2 separate regions of the Mus musculus genome follow, and region 2 is linked to region 1. Evidence: chromatin loops called from intact Hi-C (ENCODE). Cell type or tissue: heart. All regions are shown on one strand.

What was found. Peaks named below come from ENCODE experiments on the same cell type or tissue, not always from the same donor. Only the 100,000 strongest peaks of a DNase experiment are listed, where the experiment ranks them.
Region 2: a loop joins it to region 1, with 2.2 times the contacts of the local background. A loop is called at or near these places in 2 of 42 quality-filtered maps.

The regions. Positions count from the first base shown.
Region 1 is chr10:41,302,644-41,306,643 of GRCm38, forward strand. It overlaps Fig4 (FIG4 phosphoinositide 5-phosphatase), which reads right to left and starts at 598. Exons shown (of 23, transcript NM_133999.1): 1 at 344-598. The coding sequence starts at 409. It overlaps Ak9 (adenylate kinase 9), which reads left to right and starts at 1,291. Exons shown (of 40, transcript NM_001370813.1): 1 at 1,291-1,362. In heart, CTCF peaks have their summits at 205 and 1,630 (motif pointing right); DNase peaks (open chromatin) are centred at 488, 1,278 and 2,518; H3K4me3 peaks cover 1,803 bases; H3K27ac peaks cover 1,646 bases.
Region 2 is chr10:41,453,349-41,457,348 of GRCm38, forward strand. It overlaps Zbtb24 (zinc finger and BTB domain containing 24), which reads left to right. Exons shown (of 7, transcript NM_153398.3): 3 at 1,680-1,847; 4 at 2,325-2,408; 5 at 3,184-3,267. Among named protein-coding and RNA genes, the nearest start is that of Zbtb24, 5.0 kb to the left of the region's middle. In heart, a CTCF peak has its summit at 1,954; no DNase peak of the experiment used is centred here.

The DNA of each region.
Region 1 (4,000 bases):
ACATTTTTTTTCATACCCCCTGACTTTACTGTAAGGAGTGGACTCAAGAACTTCAAGATTATGGGAAAGCAGAAAAGAGGAACTCTTTCAGAAGCTGTGTGCAGTTCCTGTGTGCCACAGCACCTGTCTGCACGCACTTCTTCCAGCCAGCCACATGTTCCTAAGCAAGACAGACCTGCAAACCATCCAGTGCTTGACTGCATGGCCCTGGCGGCCGAGCCTGCAGCGGCGCTGGGAGGAGAGGAGGGAGTACGGGGTGCTGCCTCTTCCCGACGACCCCACAGGGTGCCCCGATCCCCGCAGCGCAGTCCTCCCGCCCCGTCCCGTCGTTGTGGGTACTCACAGCTCTGGTCTCATACAGCACCAGCTTCTGGACCGAGCTGATGATGGGGGCAGCGGCCGTGGGCATGGCTCCAGCCAATGGCGGCCCCGCCACAGGGCACCAGGCCGCGGCCCAGGTCGTGACAGCGGCGGGGTTCCCCCTGGAGACAGAGCGAGGAGACCCCGCAGACCTCCAGCACACCAGACACAGCTGACAAAAACAGTGTCAGAACACCAAACGTTCAGCAGCGGGCTCGCCGGCTGCTTCCGGATTCCCTCAGCCCCGCCTCCCAACCAGCCCAGCCCAAACCGGAGGGGCGGGGCTACAGGATCACGGGGTTGCTGAGGGCGGACGCTAAGGGTGCCATCTTTCTTAAGGGCAGGCAAAAAAAAAAAAAAGAAAGAAAGAAAAAGAACCTGACTTATGTTGACCTTTAAAGAAAAGAAATCAGATGATTGGGTTCTCCTTTTGGAGCGGTTTCTCCGTGTTGTAATTGGTCTGTTTCTTCCTATATACTCTTTATTTTCCCGAAACCTGTCTCCTGGATGCCTGTGATTTTCCCCTGTTTTGTCGCCTATTTTATCTCCACGAAAGTCAATAAAGTTAATATTGTGGCTGTATGGCCCACAAATCTTTCTTAATTACATAAATGTGGCGCCTTTGGTATTTGCACATTTTATGTGTGAGGCTAACGGTCTGAATTCTAAAAGGGACCGTGCTGTGTAGGGCGAGCGCGCTGCTGTTAAGAGTCAGTTCTAGTTAAGATAAGGTTTTCGCGTTTGCTGTCTGGGCATAAGTAGGTAATATATGCACTCGCTCTGTTGGTCACCTCTACACTTTGGGAAAGGTGTTTTATAATTATGACTACATTTAAACACAGGCTTAAGAATTCACTTTGAATTACAGCTCCACCTCCCGAGGCCCCGCCCTCCAAGAGGCTCTGCACGCCGCCCACAGGTTTCCAAGGCAACCGCCTAACAGCTACCTAGAGCCTCAGTAGAGCCTCAGAAGATAGCTGCTGTCGCGTCCCCGGTCCACAGGTAAGCAGAGGCAGGGAATTGTCCACATTCTGGGTGCATTTTGCCATCAGTTGCAGGAAAGTACACTTCCGGCGGGGACCCCACACCAGTTGCTTTTCTTGCAAAGTTAAACCACGATCTCTTCATAAATCGACTTTTCAAAACCAGTTCTCCTTTTAGCTAAGGTATTTATCTCACAAATGCGGACTAAAGACTTGCCTGCCCCAAAGGGTAACAGTGGCCGCTAAAGTAGCACAGGCAGGAAGTGCTAGGTTTCACAGGGACCCCTCGCTATATTCCAGAATTCACCGCTAGAGGGCTCTCATACTGAAAAGAAAAAGGTAATTATTAAAATACAAACAAATAGCTGAAGAGGATATTAAAGTTTGCTGTAGATTCAAGGCAGGACGTTACAAGGTTTTTAGAGTATGATTATCTATTATCTATTATTGGTTTTGTTTCAGTTTGATATATCTTTTTTATTGAGAAACTAGAAAGAAAGAGGGCAGGAGTCTCAGTTATGGCATTTTATGCTGGTGGGGGGGTGGGGGGGTACGTGCGTGTGCGTGTAAGCCAGAGGCTAAGCCAGCAAGCCCCAGAGATCCACTTATCTCCATCTTGAACTGCATCTTTTAACTTTTCCATTTCACAATGGAAACCAGCTCTTCCCAATGCAAGCTAAACATCTGCAGAGCATTTTGGTTTAGGAAAGTCACTTTTTAAAAATAAATAGTTCTGATTTTCAAATATTGTTTTCCATTATTATTTTATACTACAATGGAGCACTTCCCTTTGAGAATTTTCTTAGTTTACATCACCCAGGAGCCAAACTGATAACAAACAAATGTGCCAAGTTGTTTCTATAAGGGTGATCCCAGGAACAGAAGCTGGGCAGGGAGGGGCTCTTGGAAAAGGGGGTATTGTCACACAAGCTTCTCTGTCAGCTAAACTCACTGGGAAATGGGGAGTACATACCTTGGAACCATTCCCTTTCGGGGGAGCAGGCGGGGAGGGACGTTGTGTTTACTCGCCAACTCCCGTGTATTACTGGTTGAAGCCTGCTAGGCAGAGCTCGGTGTCTTGGAACTTCCAATTTGCCTGAGCTCAAACAGAGGGGACGTGGCAGCTGGAGGAAGTTCATGGACAGAGCCCACATGCTGGTATCCAAAAGTCCAGCAGTGACCTAGAAAAGTTGCCTGACATGCATGAGGAGAGATCTGCTGTACTCCACCCTGTAACCACTCACACCCACTGTCCCCACACCAAGGTCACACCAGCCCAGCCCATCACCAGTCCCTGAAGACAGTAACTCGAGAAGTTAATGAGGTCAGCTGCAAAACCCCAGGTCTCTAACCGCTCACTCATCTCCATCTCTAACATTTCTAGGTCTTCCTTACTCTTGGTCAAAACTAATGTGAGTCTAAGCTGCTTGCCCTGCTTCCATCCCTGTGTCATGGCATGAATATACATCCCAGAGAATCCTGAGTTTAAGATTACCTTTGCAATCCCAACTCTATCATACCAAACCTGCCTCCCCTGCCAGTACAACTCCTCATGGACTTGTGGGGCCCGAAAGGGACCAGTTGATAACAATCGTTTTAGTTTTGAAAAACCTTGACTGAGATCCTTGATACAACCATCTCTCCTAGCAAACAAATCCAGTCTGCTATCACCAGAGTCTAAAACTGTGAGAAATTTCCCAAATCAATCACAATTGCCCAGGTCAACCACAAGGTGGTGGGGATAAGATCCACTTCTCCTGTTTCTTGGCTCAAAGCATTTTTCTAGTTTTGAAGTACACTGGCTGTCTCTATCCCGTACAATACTAAAAAGTGCTGTACCAGGACCTTTGAGAGGTCTGTCCAACACACCAGTGACTTCTAAGTGAGCTGGGATGTGTGTGGTAGAAAAAGTAAATCTCACATTTACACACGCATCTTACAATCTTTACTGTAAAGAAAATCCTTTGATTTAATGCAATATTATATGAGCTTCGTGATGATAAATGAGACAGCCCAACCATTTGTTAGCTGTGCTGGCCTACAGACTACAGATAGGGAAGGCACACTCACCTTCCCCCACCCCCATGTCACTGGTCCCTCACAGTGGGAAGAATCCTGTATAGCCAGTCTGTCAATGATAAGAGTTCTTGCTCCTCAAGAGATTGTATCATACCAAAGTCTTAGCCTCATCTCTGTGGAGATGTAGAACATCGGTTGTAGCGACTACTGTGAAGGAACCTTACTAAATCATGGCATAGTCTTAGCCACTTCATCCCTGCCACCATAGTTTTTCCATTTAGGAACCATTAGGAACTAGGAGGAGCCAAGAAAGACTGGCAGGCATCTACTGGATAATCATCTTGCTCACCTGTTTGTTCAGTACATCTTCACAGGTGTATGCTTTGTGAGTGGAATTCGTTTTCTATGCTGCAGAACAGATTGCTACAAATTGAACATCTTAAAATGTTTATTATCTCACAGTTTCCATTGCCAGGGTCCCTGGCATAGATCAGAGGGGTCCTCTGCAATCAGGTGTTAACTGAAATTGACTTTCCACTGGAGAGACAACTAATGTGGGAAGCCACATGTGCCGTTGCAGGGTGGTGCTGGCTTCTGCTGGCCACCACGCATACATAGGCAGAAAAGGTTTTTTTTGC
Region 2 (4,000 bases), 150 kb after region 1:
ATTTCTTAATGGGATTCTGTAACTAATGGAGTCTAATAGTAGATTGCATTTTAGCTATTTTTACCCAAGTTGTACCTAACTTAAAACATTATATTGTTTAATAAAACTTAATTAAGGGAAACATCTTTAGACTCTTCAGTCTATCCCTCTTGGATTCTCAACGTTTGCAGTCAGCCTTAGAATGCGTGTTTCCTTCCTTTTGGAAGTCTCAGGTCCATTTGGTATCTATCAGGTACATCAGAACGCTGTCACTCCAGAAGACTGCGTTCAGCTACTTCACACTGTTTTGCTGCTGTGTCGCTGGTCTTCCTGCCCAGAACTGCTGCTGCCCCAGTTTCCCGACCTGACTTGTAGCTTCCTCACGTTCACCTGCAGTTCGTCATTGCTTTCTTTTCACTGTATTTTTCGGCCTCTGGGTTTGCTATTTCTACCTTTTTTAAAAAAAAGAACTGAAGTTTTTCTATAACCCCCATTCCAGGGCCTTATACTTCCTTGGACAGTGCTTAACACCTGAACTAAATCCCAACCCCAATCTAATTTTTGTTTCTGTTTGAGACATGACCTCATTATGTGGCAGTCTGACCATGAACTCATGATCTTCCTGTCTGAGCCTCCCAAATGCTGGAATTTCAGACATCTGCCACTTTGCCCCTTATCCCTGATGTTTTCTACACAGAGCTGTTTTTCCTTAGCTGTCCAGGTGTCTGTCTTCGCCATTAGAGGCTTCCCTTGGCTGTAACGACTTCTTTATTGTATGTGTATGTGTGTTTGCCTGCATGTATGTATATATGTATGTGTGTACACCATCTGTATGCCTGGTCCCCAGAGAGGTCAGAAGGGAGTATCAAATGGCCTAGAACTGGAGTTACAGATGGCTGGGGATCACCCTCTTGGTGCTGGGAGCACAACGAGGGTTCTCTAAGAGCAGAGCCATCTCTCCAGCCCCAAATGCAGTGGGTTTTTTTTTTTTTTTTTTCTAATAACACTTACTTAATCGTGTGCAAGATGAGGGCGCTGGAAGCTCTTGGTGTCTCTGTGTATGAAGGCATCCTGTGAAGCAGTGTTGGCACTGACAGGGACTTCCTCGTGACTGATGCCTGCCTCGGGCATCTGTGGCTCCTTCCAGGAAATACCCTCTACTCTCCTAGCTAGAGATGCTAGGCCTGGCTGCCAGGCCTAAGGAAGAGGGTTCTCCTTATCCCCAAAGAGATTCCGACTTTCCTTCCTGGCGGGTGCCACTCAACTGCCAGGTAACCCCTAATCCAGAGACCCTTTTACTCTCTTCAGAGAACAGTCTCCATCTTCCTTTGGTGGTTGGTGGGGAGACATTTGTCTTCTTGGTGTGTGGAATGGAAAAATGAGTATAGGCAGGTGTCAGCCTTCCCTTTAAGTCCCTTGTCCTTTACCCGCTCCACGAGTGGGACCATTCTGAAACCTTTAGAGGCCGAGTCTTACAGGTTAGGTTGCATCTCATAGCTGTCGCCTGCCAGCTTTGATTTCATCTATTCCACTTTCTAGACTTTTATTGCTGATAGCTCACCTATCTGCTGGACTTGGAATGTTTGCCCTAAATATTTATTTAACATAAATGATTCAGTATTGTATATTTTTAGTTTGGGAAGAAGAGAAAAAAATGCACAGGTCCTTGCTCACGTCATGCTTCCTGGGTTTGATTGCAGGGGAACGACCCTTCAAATGTAATGAGTGTGGGAAGGGCTTTGCTCAGAAGCACTCCTTGCAGGTCCATACCAGGATGCACACGGGGGAGCGGCCATACACCTGCACCGTGTGCGGCAAGGCGCTGACCACCAAGCACTCCCTGCTGGAGCACATGAGCCTGCACTCAGGTAGCGAACGGGGCTTACATTAGAAGGATACCAGGTTCCCATTCCAGCAGTGGGCATTTCTTGCATTTAAATAGTGTATTCTCAGCTTGGTGTCATTTACCACATGGTGTCACTGAAAGACAGGAAAATGCATCTAATATGCTGTTCTGAGCAGCAGCAGCCTTCAGCTAGACCGTATTACTGGCTCTTGCCATGCAGTGTGCATGTAAATGTTTTGCTTAAATGCTAGAGTTTAGAATTCTCTTTATAGTCCTCTGGGACCATTGAAACCTCCAACCCTAGCCCAGTCTCCACTGCTCCCTGTTGTCTGTCTGTCTGGCATCGTTCTGCACATTCTGACAAGCCACCTTTTGGGTGTGTAGACAGATCTATCACTCCTAGAAAGCGGGAACCTGGGCATTGTGGTATTTACCTTATTAGTATCCCAGTTCTCTTCAGTTTATTGGCATGGTTGAAATTTTATTTTCCATTTGGCAGGACAGAAGTCTTTTACCTGTGATCAGTGTGGAAAATATTTCAGCCAGAAAAGACAGCTAAAGAGCCATTATCGTGTCCATACAGGTACGATACCAATAAGGTGAGAAAATTCCATTGCCAGGGCAAGTGCAGATACAAAGTGTTTGTGAACCAGTACGTTCATCATACAGAGTGAACGAGTTTGAACAAACAGTCGGGCTAAGGAGGCAGCTCATTTAGTAGGGATGAGTGAAGCCATGGGTTCAGTCCCTAGTGCCACATACAACTAGGCATGGGACACACATCTGTTATCCTGGCACTTGATAGGTAAAAGCAAATGGATTAGAAGTTCAAAATCATCCTCAAGGTCCAGACCTGCCTGGGACGCCTGAGACTGTATCCAAAAAAAGGTCAAAGGGTGTCACGTTACTCTGCACTACATAAGATTCAATTTAATGTTTGTACTATAATTTTGGAACCAAATATAAAACAACCACAGAACTGCTATATCCAAAAGTGCTGCTTGCCCAAGAGGCTTCGGTTGATTGGCTGTTGTTAGTGTCACCTGGAAGGACATGCGTTACCCATGGCTTCTGATCTACTAAATGTCCTTCCTGTTCTCCTTCCTGCTAGCTAATAAGAATGGAAGGGAGTGGGGGAGAAACCTTTCACGTGCAGGTGAGCAGTCCTACGGGTGTCTGGAGAGAGGGTCTTCAGAAGGGTGAGGGGAAGCTCTCGGGGAAGGCTGCGCTGTGACACAGCAGGTGATAGAGTGCCGCATGTAAAGTGGTTATCTTTCAGCGAGTGCTTTATCACAAACCACTGGAGAGACGCAGGGAGAGCATGCATGCACTGACACTTTTTTTATCCTTGCGGCAAGGCCACTCACTACCAGAATGCAGCCACTGCCACCGAAAGTTTATGGACGTGTCCCAGCTGAAGAAGCACCTGCGGACACACACAGGTACAGGGCGCCACTCTCAGCCTCCACCATGCCATGCACTTGCTCTCCAGGGCTGCTGTGCTTACTGCCCGTGGGCTGCAAGCTTGCTTTATGAAAGTCAAAGGGAAAGGCTTGTGAAAATGGAGATCACCTGATGAGGGCTGTTCATAGGTGAACATTGGTTCATTTCACCGCACGGTGTCTGCCAGTCTGGTTCTGTGCCTCATTATCAGCCACTTGAGTACTGAAGGTGACAACAAGAATTGTTTAGAAAAGGAGACATACAGCAGACACAAAGGTATAGAATTCTCTGCTCTGTCCCCTGGAACCAACACTTACACCCCATGCATTAAGTCAGCGCCTCCCACCTAGGCAGGGTGAGCAGAAGGCAGTGCGCATTTTAAATTCACAGAAGTCACCTGCCTGTCTTGTACATTTTGAAAGGGATATGTGTTAAAAAATAAGCCTGTAAGATTTTTCCAAGGAACAGCTTCTATTAAGCTGGATTATTTAATAATTCTGTCAAGTTGTCAACTAATAATGTATATTAAAGCAGTTTAAGCCAGACAGTGGTAGTATAAGCTTTTTTGTTTGTTTGGTTTTTAGTTTTTCGAGACAGGATTTCTCAGTATAGCCCTGGCTGTCCTGGAACTCACTCTGTAGACCAGGCTGGACTCAAACTCAGAAATCCGCCTGCCTCTGCCTCCCAAGTGCTGGGGTTAAAGGCATGTGCCACCACTGCCCAGCTAGTATA